Regions from separate parts of the Homo sapiens genome. Here all the other regions are linked to region 2. A link is a contact called in ENCODE Hi-C or POLR2A ChIA-PET data. All regions are on one chromosome and are shown on one strand. The core of a region is the stretch at or near the end of the contact, and the rest is flanking DNA. Distances in the headings are between cores, read along the strand shown. Region 1 holds the start of SRP19 (signal recognition particle 19). Region 2 holds the start of COMMD10 (COMM domain containing 10). Region 3 has its middle 81 kb from the start of TNFAIP8. Region 4 holds the start of DCP2 (decapping mRNA 2). Region 5 holds the start of HSD17B4 (hydroxysteroid 17-beta dehydrogenase 4).

Region 1 (2,748 bases), core at 82-2,581, 3.2 Mb before region 2:
TCGCCAGGCTGGAGTGCAGTGGTGTGATCTTGGCTCACTGCAACCTCCACCTCCTGGGTTCAAGAGATTCCCCTGCCTCCCGAGTAGCTGGGACTAAAGGCCTGTGCCACCATGCCTGGCTTATTTTTTATATTTTAGTAGAGATGGGGTTTCACCATGTTGGCCAAGATGGTGTCTATCTCCTGACCTCGTGATCCACCTGCCTCGGCCTCCCAAAGTGCTGGGATTACAGGCGTGAGCCACCGCACCCGGCCTTAAAACTATTACAATAGTAACAGCAAACATCACTGATCACCGATCACCATAACAGAAATAATGAAAAGGTTTGAAATATTGCAAAAATTACCAAATGTGACACAAAGTATACGCTGCTGGAAAAATGGCACCAAGCAACTTCTTTCAGGCGGATTTGCCAAAAACCTTCCATTTGTAAAAAGGCAGTATCTACTCGCAGCAGCAAGTGAAGTGCAATAATGAAGTATGCCTGTAGTGATGGCACATGGTATCCTTCAGAAGTTTTAAAAGGTGAATAGTTTTGTTTCGTTTTTCCTAGACGGAGTCTTGCTCTGTTACGCAGGCTGGAGTGCAGTGGTGTGATCTCAGCTCACTGCAACCTCCACCTCCTGGGTTCAAGTGATTCTCCTGTCTCAGCCTCCGAGTAGCTGGGATTACAGGCGTGTGCCACCACACTCGGCTAATTTTTGTATTTTTAGTACAGACGGGGTTTCAGCATGTTGGCCAGGCTGCTCTCCAACTCCTGACCTCATGATCCACCTGCCTCAGTCTCCCAAAGTGCTGGGATACAGGCGTGAGCCACCGCACCCGGCCTAAAAGGTGAATAGCTAAGTTTCTAACGCAGAGCACACTGAAACACAACGTCTATAACTTTGCTAGTTCTACCACTACAAAAATCCATTTTGCCAAACTGAAAGCAAGCTCTAGAGCCCAGGAACGGAGAAAAATTAAACGTAAGGAGTATTTCCTTCCCTGTCTAACATATATTTGCATCCTGAACCACACAGATTCCCCTCGTGGCACAGTCTTCGCCCCTTAACAGAGAGTAGCTAGTACCACCCATACTCGCTGAGAAACTGGAAACGAGGGAGGGTCGAAGTTAAACCCTTTTTAGTGGCGGTGCATGCGCCCCACATGGTCTTCCCGGCTTGGGAAAGGAATGAGAAGCTTTCATGATTCTCTCGCGAGAAGGGAAGTCTTCATGCCACGTCAGAGACTAGAGATCCTGGCGCCGAGCGACAGGTGCCGGAACAAACAGGCGATGAGAAATCGCGGACGCGGAACCATTTCTTGGGCAGGACTTCCGGCGGAAAAGCGGGCTGTCTCGGAAACTCAGAGCCGGGTTCCTCCCGGGTTTCTGCCGGGTTTCTCCCTGCGGCTCCTGGGTTGTTGAGACTCTTGTGAAGATGGCTTGCGCTGCCGCGCGGTCCCCGGCCGACCAGGACAGGTGGGTTCTGAGGCGGTGGGTCCTCCGAAAGGAAGGGGCTTGCTGTGGTGCTGCAGGTGCTACACCGCGCTTCTCCGCTCCGCGGCCTCCAGAATGGCCTAGCTGATCCAACTCGCTCTGTACGGGCCCCGCGCCTCTCCCTGGCAGCTCGTTTTTCTGAATCCTGCAGCAGCCACCAGGCTCTTCTCAGGGCTCCTGAAATTCCGACCATAGGTAGCCTAGTGTTTATCTGTACGCGAGACAAGGATTTTGGGTGCTACGTGGACATGATATCAAGTAATATAATCACAGTGTGAGAAATGTGTTCTTTTTAAGTATTGTTGCGTTCAGAAAGGCTCATTTGTGAAATTTTAAGGTTTTTAATACCTCGGACACTTTATATAAGAGGGCGGGCCCATTCTCAGGAACTTTTGACGGGCTGCTCTGTCTAATGTAACAGTTACCCAAGTCGTTTTGTTTCTATTCCTGTGGTTTTTTTCCATCCAAGGTAGTGGATAAAGTTTATTTTTAAATAAGTTAAAGTGAGGTAATTTAAAGAAATAACATTAAGCAAATAATAGCATAGGTGTACCAGCAATGATGACGACTACCACGGACCGAAAGAATGTATTTTTGAAAATACTTGTTATCTGTTGAGTGTAGTTGTCCAGGTTCTTGGCGTTTTGAATAAGGAATTGAACAAAACACACAAAGCAAGGCAGCGAAAGCAGATTTATTTTAAACAAAAGTACACTCCACAGGGTGGGAGCCGGCTCCAGCAAGCTACCCAAGAGCTGTTGGTTACAGAATTTTCTAGGGTTTAAATACCCTCTAGACGTTTCCCATTGACCTGTGCCAGTCTGATTGGTTGAGGGAGGGGGATCAATCAGAAAGAGGAGTAGGCCCGCGGCCAGTCTGATTAGTTGCTCGAGGGGACCACTCCGAGGTACTTTGATTTTTCAACTGCCACGCAGAAAAAGGAGGGGTTGAAAAGGGAGTACCCATCTGATATCTAGGCAGCATGAATTGGCCTTTGGTTCCCTGCCACCCGACCCTTTTCTCCTGCCTCTTACTGCTCTAGTGATACCACTTATGCTATTGTCTATGGCAGGTTTATTTGTATCTATCCTGCTTATTTAAATAATAAGAAGACCATCGCAGAGGGAAGGCGAATCCCCATAAGTAAGGTAAGCAAGATGGCTGGCACCTTGATCCTCGAGGGAATGGGGGGTGTCATCCTGGTCGGGCCACGTAATCTTGTTAGAGCCGCAGGGGGTTCTCTTCACTGCATTTATTTAGGGCTTGAG
Region 2 (2,700 bases), core at 189-2,688:
AAATTCAATTTTTTGGCAGCTCTTGAATATTCTACTGCTGAAACGTAACTAATCCATCCACTATCTTTTAATTCACCAATGCCTTTTTAGTACCACAGGATTTTACTGCTTTCTATAGATTATTGCAGTAGTTTCCAGGTAGCTCTCCTGCTTACCTCTTTCCATTTCAATCATCATTCTGCTGACAGCAACCTTCAAAAATCCAACTCCCACTGCAAAATTTCTTTGGTTCAAAACATTTAATGGATAGAAAAAACATTTAATGCTTACCCATTTCTCACCAGATTAAGTGCACATGCCACAACCAGTCATTAAAGGCTTTTTCTAGTCTAAATTCCTGTTCTTCAAACGTCAAACCGCCCTTCTACTCTACTGACCTGAAACACACAGCCTCACCCTCCACATCTCTGCAGACCCACCGCATTTGCCACCTGCCCTAGGGAGCTTTTCCTGATCTTACCTCGGATGCCTTTCACTGCTCCCACATCTGAATTCCTTTAACTCACTCCATGTTTTTCTCAAAGGCAGACCAAGGTATTTATGCAAACATGGTGTCTCCCTAGTCTTGGGTGAGGTCTTTGACATCACTCACTGCAGCGATTCATCTCCCCTACTCTGCACTGTCAGACTCTAAAGAAGGGTGCAACAAATACTTGTCCATTTAGACTGCCGGCAAACCCTGAGGGCAGGAATTTTGGCCTTTTGTATCTCCAGTGCCTAGAACAGTGCTTGGTACACAGTAGGCACTCATTCATTGAACGTTGCTGAAGGAATTGAACGTACATACTACAAGCCCTGCAGATGCAGATACAGGAGGGGTTGACGGCACAGTGCTTAGGGTGGAACTGGAGGCACCACCTCTCCTGAGGGGTGATGCGCCGCTTCCTGGGCAGGCTCGGGGGAGCTCGCTCAAATGCCTGCCTCTCTGTAGCCCAAACGCTGGAAAAAAAAATACTCACAAATCACCTATCCAAGTATGTACACACAGGCTCACTTAAACCCGCCCTATTAAAAAAATATACACACGCACACACCATTTATCCAAGTATGTATACACGGGCTTGCTTAAACCTGCCCTATTAAAAATAATAATGTATATATTTATGCACGAACATACACACATATATCTATACAGGTCTGTACATAGACTTGCTTAAACCTGCCCTATTAAATACAGACACACACCCCTATCCAGGTATGTACATACATATATAATATATAAATATAAAGACATATATATGCACAGACTTAACTCCAACACGATTGGAGTGTCGGGAGGGCAACTGGGCTGCCCTCTCCGCCCTCCAGGACTGCGGGACAAGTCTCCCGGCGCCCGGGTCGCAGGAGACCCGGAGCCCTAAAACGGCCCCTGCGCGGCTTGGGCCTTCCGGCTTTCCGTCCGCCGCGGCCGCCATTGGCTGGGTTCGGCGCAGCTAACAGACGGCGGCAGTGCGAGAAAGCCGAAGATGGCGGTCCCCGCGGCGCTGATCCTACGGGAGAGCCCCAGGTAGCTGATCCGTTAAGCTCTTGCGGTAGCCGCGCCCAGGAAGGCCCAGATCGGGCTCGCACAAGGCTGTCCTTGCTGCCTGCCGCCTGGGCGCCGCGGCGGGCCCGGTTGAGTGGGGTGGGGTGGGGTGGGCTGCCGAGGTTGCGACGCTGCGTCTGCGGAGTGCGTGGGGCCGTGTAGCGCCTCTACAGTCACGGTGGTCCACCTGTGGGGCTCACAGTGCGCCTGGCAGCTGAGGTCTGTACGGAAGCGTGTGGTCTGCAAGCGTGGGGTCTGCGTCACTGTTCGCGGAGTTTGGTATCAGAAGTTCCCGGGTGCTGCCTTCAGTGCTGCCGAATCACGTGGAACGGTATTCCGTTTCCGATTTCAGTTCCGGTTCAGACACTCTGGTGGGAAAGGCTCACGCTGCTGCTGGAGGGTCTTTAATAGCCAACATGTGTTAATACCCCTTTTAAATCAGTATCGAATAGGGGACCGAATTTTTGGTTGGTAGAAGAATCTAGCCTGGCTTTGGTAGCATTTGCTTTTATTTGCATTTTAAACAGATTTTTAGTTAATTTCTACTTATGGTAGATAAAGTTGGTTGTCCATGGTAGTGATATAAAGCTCCCCTTTAACATTATTTAAGTAAAAAAAGACTCAATTTGTGAAAAAATAAGCAATAGTGCAGGTAGCGTGTGGATACAGAAAAAGTACTGAAGTATATAGGCAAAATAGTGTTCGGAAGTAATTTCTTTGTGCTTGGATTGGGTAGAAATCTTTCAGAAGAAAAGAGTTATTTTAAAGTTTTTCCTTCTTTCTGGATTCCTTTTGTTACCAGTGGAGGGTGTCCAGGTTCTTGGCGTCTTGAACAAAGAACTGGAGAAGACGCACAAAGAAAGCGAGGAAAGAATGAAGAAGACATTTATTGAAAATGAAACTACCCTCCACAGTGTGGGAGCTGCTTGAGCATAGGGGCTGAAGGGCCCCTACAGAATTTTTGGGAATTTAAATACCCTCTAGAGGATTCCATTGGTTACTTGGTGTACTCCCTATGTAAATGAAGAGGATGAAGTAAAGTTACAAAGTCATTTTCTCCGCCTATGCCATATGGAGAGGACATTTCTTGTCATAGCTGAAGTGGGAATCAGCTTTATGTTCCCAGCCTCCTGACCCTATTTTCCTGCCTCACTTTGGTTCTGATCGCCAGTTTC
Region 3 (2,700 bases), core at 1-2,500, 3.2 Mb after region 2:
TCAGTGTGCAGAAGGCACCCATTAAGTGGAGGACTTAGTTAGATTGGCCAAATAGGTCTCATTCCAGTAAGTGTTAGTACTGAGCCACAGTGGAGTAGAGAGGGAAAGTAGTAACTTGTGTCATATGTGATTTTAGCATGAATTCTTTTTTCCTTTAACAATGCCAGAGGAGCCCAGAGAATGGGGTGAATGTAGCACAACTTCAGTGATTGCTAGCTGCAGGGTCACATGATTATATAAGGGAAATGTCACCGCTGCTGCCAAAGATAAGTGAGCCAGAGCAGGGCATTCGAGTTTTATGTGCCTGAGAACGAAGACGAGCCATAGTACCCATTAAGCTTCTCTGCATGAGGGAAGCTTTCAAAAGACCTATTACAGTTAAATTGTGAGCAGTGGGTTGGCCTTTCACAACTCCCATGTTTAAAACAGGTAGTGAATGAAACCAGATTATTTAAGACAGACAGCTGCCCTTGGTGTTGCAAAGGGAATCGGGCTGGCATGTCTTCAGGGGAAGTTGCGTGAGGTCCGGGAGGCCCAGGGCAGGGACCGCATCTGCAGGATTAGGCACCGGGGCAAGGTCTTTTGGGAACACAGTACTCAGCAAGGCACACAGTAGACTCTTGGATATTTTAAAGGAGCCAAAAAGTAAGCAACAGCTCACTCTGTCAATACCCTCTCTAAGCCTGGCTCTTACTCCTTCAACCCAAATTCATTTAGCTCAAGCCTTCCTCATTCCTAACTCTTATTTATTACTCTTATTTATCATTTGTTTAACAAAATGAGGTTTTTTGTTTGTTTGTTTGTTTGGTTTTACAACATGGCTGTCAACAAAAATAGGGGAGACAGAGATTGTGGTGTGTGCTATGTAGACCTAACTACACTCGTCTTTCCTGTCCTGAGCTCTCTTCTGACTGTGTTCAGACCCTCACACACATGCAGACACGAAAAAAAATGCCAGTCTTCTGAGAAAAAAATGCATGGACAGTGTTGGCAACAGTGCAAGTTTCAGAACAAACTTTGGTCACGTAAATCTTTGGGAAGTAAGTCCAGTACCTCATTCCATCATTCTGTGGTCAGGAAACTACTCTTTTATTTTTCCTTCTTCACTCTTTAAAGGGTTGAGATTGTTTTCTGGAAAATGGCAGGTGTTTGGTTAAATACTGTTTTGCTACACTTGAAGGGCAGAGCAGTCCTCACTTAGTGATGGAATTCCTTTTGCCTTGAGGCAGAATTAGGCTGCTAGTGACTCATGAGGTATACCTGGAAGAGGTGAGTGAACTCAGGCCTTCCCAACATCCGGTGATGACCTCTGTTTGCACACACGTAGCCACTTTGCTCCTTTGCTTTTATGACCTGGAATGACTGATAGTGCCTGAAGGAACAGGCTGCTATTACTTTTCAAGGTAAGAGACCCTGTGTAAATAGGGAGCCTCCTGAGGAAGCAAGGATTCCCTGCCCTGTGTACCTGTGGTGCTTATCACCTCCCTGGCAGGGAAGCTCTGCCCAGGTAGGGTAGTTTGAGAACATCATTATCTGGGCAGCTACAAAAGTGATACACCAAATGAAACTTTGAACTTATCCAATGTGCTGTATTTTAGGGCTCATCTGGGACTATTCCTGTGAACCTGACTGTTAAGTCAGAATCACCAGTGAAGCTTGATGCAAATTGAGAACCCCTAGCCTGGGAGACTTATGTGACTCATTTTCCTGTCTTGTTCTAGAAAGAAGCTTATTCAGGCAGCAGCTAGCTGTAGGGATTTTTTTTTAATTTTTTTTTTTTTTTTGGCAGTGGAAAGAGCTCTTGAAAGTACAGAGTGGCTTTAAAGTTTAAAGAAGATTAAAATGAACACAACATATAAAATAAACACAACATATAAAATGAACACCTATGTACCCATCTTAAGAAATAACAAAGTTGTTTTTATAGGTCTTCACTGGGTGGAAAAATATTAACAAGCAACCAGGTCAAGAACAAAAAATAACAACCAAAACAATTAGTGGTGTCCCACAAATAGATCCAGAAATTGAAGGCCATGAAACAGAGACATTGGAGAGTCTGCCCAGTGTTCATTAGTTGAAAATCTAGACTTGAGTCACCAACAATGCTGACATCATAAATCCAGTATGCCAGCTGACTTAAGGATAACTCAGGTGGTTTGTAGATACTGAACTGGGATGGGCATCCTTATTTCAACAGCGGCGCATGTTTGGAAGAGCACGGGCCCAACTCAGGACTCGGAGTTGCCAAGCGGACCGTTTCCCCTAACCCAGGCCTGTTTCCTGTCCTGAGGTCCTGGTACCTCCAGGAATCTATTCTGTTCTCAGAGTGTCCCTCTCATTTTGTAATGGTAGAAAATGAGAAAATGAAAAACAGACCATTTTTTTCTTTGAAGCCATGTTCTGTAACTTCCTCCTGCTTCTTTTGCATTTTGGGTTTTGCCAGTACTTGAGACTTCCCTTTTTCTGAATTTTAGTCAGTTTTTAATTTATCATTCTAATAGGGGCCATGGAAATTAGAATAATAAAGGTTTGCTACTGATCATAACATAGTATTAATTTTAGTAGATTGACAGCTTTTTTTTTCCCCTCTAGATTTAAATATTTGAACAGAGAATAACAGGTTATGAAACTGACTAATTCAGGTCTGGCCTCTGCCTTCCTCTGTAGTCAGCCATCCCCCAGGTTTGCTGCCCTGGAGTT
Region 4 (2,839 bases), core at 188-2,687, 3.1 Mb before region 2:
CCAATTAGCTTTCAAGGCACTTGACTCCAGGTTAAGGCCTTACTCTTAAGTGTGAGTGAATAGTCAAGGACTACAGAGGCTTCTAATAGGATAGATGAGATCAAGATAATAGCAAAAAGCAGCTGAGAGGAATAAGACTACTCAGGGAGAAGAAAACGTCAAAATCTATTATTAATATCCTCAGAAGGATAAAATAAAATATACAAAGCAAGAATGTGACACCACAAGAAAGGGGCATTTGAAGAACAAAACAGAACTCTAAATAAGTAAAAACTCTGTAGTTGTCAGGAAGATAAATTTGAGGAATTCTCCAAGAAAGAGGGGAAAAAAAAGATGGAAAACGGGAGCAAAATAGATGGTGACGGGCCTCTTATGCCAAAGGAACTTGGGCTTGATCATACAGCAGAAACTGAAAAGATAACTTGTTCCTATCTGAGTAAAACAAAACAAAATGTAGGCAGTTGCACAGGCCAAGAATGGAGGCAGAGTCAGTGGTTAGGCAGCTCTCACTGTAGTATGGAGAAATGATGCAAAACTGAAGTACACAGTGGCATGTGACAAATTTAGACAAAAGATGGGAGATTAAATGGTAGAACAGACTAAACTTGTGACGGAGCAGGTGTGTGTGGGCCTGTGGGTCTGATGTAAGAGGAAAAAGAACAGATGGATCTAGTTTCTCCAAAGATCCCAAATGGATTGGTCTCCATTAAGCAAGACGAGGAATGAATAAGGACGAGCAGGTGGGGATTGCTTTGTGCAGAGGGTGGAATACAGATCAGAGTTCAGCTTAAATCAGTATTTTCTAAGATTTTGCTAGGTGCCAGATACTGAGATAAAGTCCTTGTCTTCATGTTTGGAACCAGGTGCCTAAGGAAGCACAGAGGAGAGCCACCTCCAAAATGGATACCCTCTCCAAGGGTTTGTAGTGAAAGAGGCACAGCTCTTGGCCTGGAGTTGGTGGGGGCTGCGATAAGTGCAAGATACTTGGTGACAGGAATCGCGAGCATACTCTTGTGTTGTACGGATTCTCAGGGTCGGCCCTGCAGAGGAAAGAGCTCAGTCACCGCGAGGTCCTGCACAACATGCCAAAGTCCCGGATATGTGTCCGGGGTCTACACCTAAGCCCCGACCCCTCTGAACTTCCCAGAAGCGCGCAGGAGGCATGGTGCGCATGCGTGTAGCCACCTCAAAGGCGGCGGGAAGTTGGTTTTCTGAGTAGCAACTGAGCAGCTTGAAGACGGATTGGAAGTAGCAGACCAATAAACAAACGTCTCATTGGCTTAGAGTGCTTAGAGTCCCAATTCTTCAGCTTCCCATTGGGCCTTTCAAGCGAGCAGGGGCGTGACTCCGGGGGCTCCGCCCCGAGCCTTGGCCCAGTCTTGGGGTCCAAGGCTGAGGGAGCGGGACGGAAGTGAGCGGGTCCCGCCCCTTCCCCTTCTCGTCTCCGTTGGAGTCGTCTCTGCCGCGGCTTCCTCGGCTGCCAGCTCTCCGGCGAGCCGGAGTCCTAGTGCCGTACCGTCAGTCCCCGGCCGCGCGGAGCCGGGATGCACTGTTCCTGCTGTGGGTCCTCATCATGGAGACCAAACGGGTGGAGATTCCCGGCAGCGTCCTGGACGATCTCTGCAGGTACCGCGCTACCCGACCCCCTTTCGCCCCCGTCGGGTTTTCTCAGTTTCGCGGACCCCCAGAGGCCTCTGGGTCTTCTTCCCCGCCCACGTCCATGTCCTCGCTTTCCGCTCCCGCCGCTGCTCGCTTTCCATCGTCGACCCTGCTCTCCGACGACACCGCCCCTCTTTCCGCCGCAGCCTCCCTGTTTCTCAAGGCCCTCCGTCCTTCCCCGCAGAACACCCGGAATTTCCTCATTTTTTAAGTTACTCAACTATTTTGCTTTCCCGCAGGCGTAGCCGCTTCGCCGGAGCCTGGGTCTTAGCGTTTTGCCGCCGCCGCCGCCTCCCTCTCCCATTGTTTTTTCTGCCTCTGTGACTTTTCCACGCCGTGCACCCCCTCCTCCCTGTGTCTCATTCCCCGATTCTGAAGGAAGACCCCCAGGGTAGTAATTTAAGGCTTAGGATCCCAGGTACGCGGACCTGCGCAAGGAGCAAATTTTCGGACTTATTCTGACGCCTGCGTGTTATTTGTCCGTGGCGTTCTCTGTAAATTCCTGTAAGGAATTACTTTTTTTTTCTCATCCCTGGACTTGTCTTTGGGGGAGAGAGGGAAAAAGTGTAGCGCTGCTTTTCTTTTTATCCTTAATAATCCTATTTTAAAGGAAATTCTCAACCGCGGGGTTTTAACTCAGGGTGTATACTTCAGATGAGAAATTTTCTGCATTCTTCCCCCTTGTCAACTCTGATTTCAGATAGCCAAACACGTGTAGGATACTTAAAAATGCTTATTTTCCGAAGGTAAAATTTGGAGTGCAGTGATACCCGGAGTTGTCGCCAAGTGTGTGTGGATTGTGATTACAAGTGATAACACCTTTTCGTTCACAGTTACTGTGTTTATGTTTTAAAAGGCAGGCTTTTAGTAGTTGTATCTCCTTCATGCAGTTTTTTTTAATGGAAAGTAAAGAACTGGTGTTTGTGGAGTTTTTTGGGGTTTTTTTTGTTTGTTTGTTTTTTTGTTTTTATTTTTTGAGACGGAGCCTCTTTCTTTTGCCCAGGCTGGTGTGCAGTGGTGCGGTCTTGGCTCACTGCAACCTCTGCCTTCCGGATTCAAACGAGTCTCTGCCTCAGCCTCCCTAGCAGCTGGGATTACAGGCACCCGCCACCACACCCGGCTAATTTTTGTATTTTTAGTAGAGACGGGATTTCACCATCTTGGCCGTGCTGGTCTCGAA
Region 5 (2,700 bases), core at 38-2,537, 3.4 Mb after region 2:
AGGCAGTCAGCCCATATGGTTGACTTCCCTTGTTCCCTAAAAATTGCTGTTATTCTGTTCTTTTTCAAGGTGCACTGATTTCATATTGTTCAAACACACATGTTTTACAATCAATTTGTACAGTTAACACAATTATCACAGTGGTCCTGAGGTGACGTACACCTTCAGCTTACGAAGATAACAGGATTAAGAGATTAAAGTAAAGACAGGCATAAGAAATTATAAAAGTATTATTTGGGAACTGATAAATGTCCGTGAAATCTTCACAATTTATGTTCCTCTGCTGCGGCTCTAGCAGGTCCCTCTGTTTGGGGTCCATGACTTCCCGCAACATCCAATCAATCCTCCATAATGGGCAAAGTGATCTTTCCATAGTGTAAATGTGTTCCCACCACTCTCTGGAGTAATCCTACTTAAAACCGTTTTCAGCACAAAATTCAAACATCTAAACATGATCTTGCTGGCTTTGCTTTTGTGGCTTTACCCTCTTTCTCCCCAAACCTAGCTAGTGTTTGTGCTGCCTGTAATGCCCTTCTTTCTTTGCAGGGGTCGCCACTTTAGGTCCTGGTCCTCCTTCAGAAAGTTTTTCCTCTTTCTCCCCAGCGGGGATAGGGTCTGTTTATTTTGACACCATTAGCTCACTTACACACATTGGTCACAAGTCTAGGCTGCACCGTTATTGAAAGTTTACCATCTGACTCTGAGTAGCTTGAGGATCCTATCAAAACTCAGGAGATGCTCAGTAAATGTTGATTGAACTATGACTGTTCTCAACATACAAACGCAAGATCATTTAGGAACACTTGTCAAAATGTTTTTGCCCCTTGAGATTCTATTTTGGGAGGTAAGCAGTGGGGGTCCAGGACTCTGCATTTTGACAGTCCCCTGATGTTTGCATGTAGAAGTGCAGGGATTATTACACTGACAAATCTTTACCATCCCTAAGGGGGACTTTCCTTCCCAGGGGCTATCTCTGGAAGCCCCTCAAGGATAGGGGCCGCATGCTGTTTCTCTAGGTCAGCAACTAAACCCAGAAAACGTTTATTGAGTGAATGATGAAACGACAGGTGAATAGATGAACGCAAGGTGTCGAGTTAACTATTCTTCTACACAAGTCCTAGCAGCTCCCATTGCTTCCAGCCGCAGAAATGGCCCCTGGAAGGCAAGTCTTCCAGCGAGTGGAGTCACTCTTAACTACATTTCCCAGGATTCCAAGGGAGCCGCGCGCTCTGCGCTCATCTTCCTACCAGAAATCGGCAAGTCACTGACCCTCGTCCCGCCCCCGCCATTCCCCGCCTCCTCCTGTCCCGCAGTCGGCGTCCAGCGGCTCTGCTTGTTCGTGTGTGTGTCGTTGCAGGCCTTATTCATGGGCTCACCGCTGAGGTTCGACGGGCGGGTGGTACTGGTCACCGGCGCGGGGGCAGGTGAGCATGCGAAGGTTGGAGGCCGCGCCCCTTGCTGAGGCGCAGCTGGCTGCTCTTTTCGGGCCGGCATACGCGCGCAGCCGCAGCTGAGGTCACCCCGCTGAGGTGGTGGGGAGGGGAATGGTTATTCTTGAGGCACCGCATCTCTTGAGGAGGAAAGAGCCGGAAACACCTGGTCTCTCAAGCAGGTACAGCCCGCTTCTCCCCAGCACCCCGGTGTGGGCTTCCCAAGGTCCTGCCTGAGAGGAGAGGCCAGGCTGGGCTGCTGATTGCAAAACTGGGTGAAAGTTCTCCCTGACCCTTATCTGTGGGCATCGATTGTTACTCTTCCTGCAATTAACTCTCTTAGATCTTTGCCTAGTCTTTTAAAGGACTGAAAAGCCGCGAGGGGCGGGGGCTGGAATTCGCCCCCTGAAGCGCAGAGATGTCAGCTCCTGAAAAGTCATTCGGTCGTTCAGTGTTTGTTTCCCTCTGTCGTAAGATTTTAAGTTCGTGAGAGGACCTTCTTTAAAGAGGGCGTCTGATAAGAGCCCTTCCCCGTTGGAGTTTGTATGCTTAGCAAGTCACAATCTGTTCTCGAAATCCACTGGAGTCTTGGCAGAGGTTGTAAGCTCAAATGCGCACAGGGGTCAGGCGTATGATGGAGAAAGAAAATGGGAGTAGGATGGGCACATCTGAGGAACTGGAGAGCAGAGAATTCCGAAGTGGACCGGCCAGTGGGAAAGTTGCCTGTATTTCAGGAGCGGCAAAATGGAAAATTGTTATGTGAAATAGCCCCATTTTTTAAAGTACAAAAAATTAAAACAAACCATTCATACCAACATAGATGCTGTGCAGTGAGATTTTACATTAGTTTCTCACCAGTGGGTGACCTCTGTAACCTCCAAGTGCAGGGATCTTGACATTATGCACCTTTGATTCTCCACTGGTAGTACCTTATACCTGGAAAGGCCCTAATGCATGAATTATTTGAGTTATATATTAAACGTTACAAACTGGAATTCTGTCAATTAATTCCTATGTACTTTCATATCTGTATTGATAAAGTGGCTTCTTATGCTGCCTTTCAGAAAATGCTTTCAGTGTTGATGAATAGCCAAGTATTTTATACCCATAGCTGTCTGGTTATCTCTGCATGGGCATGTATTTGGGTGTAGTCATACCTTCTAAATGTTTTTAGGAAAACATTTTGTTTACACTTTGCTTTTATTGTAAATAATGTATTTTACAACGCTTGGTGTTTTAAATCTTTTTTGACAGCTCTTGGATAATTTTC

Evidence for each region. A loop is a pair of places that touch in the nucleus more often than their neighbours do. ChIA-PET counts read pairs that join two places held with the same protein, here RNA polymerase II (POLR2A). Pooled maps may share reads with other maps.
Region 1: a loop to region 2 is called in a pooled map, with 10 times the contacts of the local background. The contact joins the promoter of SRP19 here to the promoter of COMMD10 in region 2. A Hi-C loop is called at or near these places in 6 of 50 pooled maps.
Region 3: a loop to region 2 is called in a pooled map, with 2.7 times the contacts of the local background. The contact joins the enhancer-like site here to the promoter of COMMD10 in region 2. A Hi-C loop is called at or near these places in 1 of 168 maps with a recorded cell type or tissue (A673) and 5 of 50 pooled maps. POLR2A ChIA-PET finds 5 or more read pairs at or near these places in 1 of 52 experiments (activated CD4-positive, alpha-beta T cell).
Region 4: a loop to region 2 is called in a map of naive thymus-derived CD4-positive, alpha-beta T cell, with 7 times the contacts of the local background. The contact joins the promoter of DCP2 here to the promoter of COMMD10 in region 2. A Hi-C loop is called at or near these places in 2 of 168 maps with a recorded cell type or tissue (CD4-positive, alpha-beta T cell and naive thymus-derived CD4-positive, alpha-beta T cell) and 9 of 50 pooled maps.
Region 5: a map of heart right ventricle shows a loop between it and region 2 (16-fold over the local background). The contact joins the promoter of HSD17B4 here to the promoter of COMMD10 in region 2. A Hi-C loop is called at or near these places in 3 of 168 maps with a recorded cell type or tissue (CD4-positive, alpha-beta T cell, CD8-positive, alpha-beta T cell and heart right ventricle) and 6 of 50 pooled maps.

The regions. Positions count from the first base shown.
Region 1 is chr5:112,859,956-112,862,703 of GRCh38, forward strand. It overlaps SRP19 (signal recognition particle 19), which reads left to right and starts at 1,332. Exons shown (of 5, transcript NM_003135.3): 1 at 1,332-1,462; 2 at 2,553-2,628. The coding sequence starts at 1,422. RefSeq lists enhancers at 1,097-1,391, 1,150-1,229, 1,330-1,629.
Region 2 is chr5:116,083,587-116,086,286 of GRCh38, forward strand. It overlaps COMMD10 (COMM domain containing 10), which reads left to right and starts at 1,439. Exons shown (of 7, transcript NM_016144.4): 1 at 1,439-1,507. The coding sequence starts at 1,467. RefSeq lists enhancers at 1,233-1,392, 1,686-1,980.
Region 3 is chr5:119,273,246-119,275,945 of GRCh38, forward strand. It overlaps a transcript of TNFAIP8 not described here. Among named protein-coding and RNA genes, the nearest start is that of TNFAIP8, 81 kb to the right of the region's middle. RefSeq lists enhancers at 281-370, 491-540, 615-1,114, 1,537-1,586. Within about 2 kb of position 1,251, at least 22 of the 41 ENCODE cell types and tissues checked have a DNase peak (open chromatin) inside an H3K27ac peak, as active enhancers do.
Region 4 is chr5:112,975,361-112,978,199 of GRCh38, forward strand. DCP2 (decapping mRNA 2) reads left to right here and starts at 1,438. Exons shown (of 11, transcript NM_152624.6): 1 at 1,438-1,626. The coding sequence starts at 1,574. RefSeq lists enhancers at 929-978, 1,009-1,088, 1,104-1,863, 1,399-1,448, 1,519-1,608 and 2 more.
Region 5 is chr5:119,451,210-119,453,909 of GRCh38, forward strand. HSD17B4 (hydroxysteroid 17-beta dehydrogenase 4) reads left to right here and starts at 1,288. Exons shown (of 24, transcript NM_000414.4): 1 at 1,288-1,424. The coding sequence starts at 1,367. RefSeq lists an enhancer at 1,389-1,438.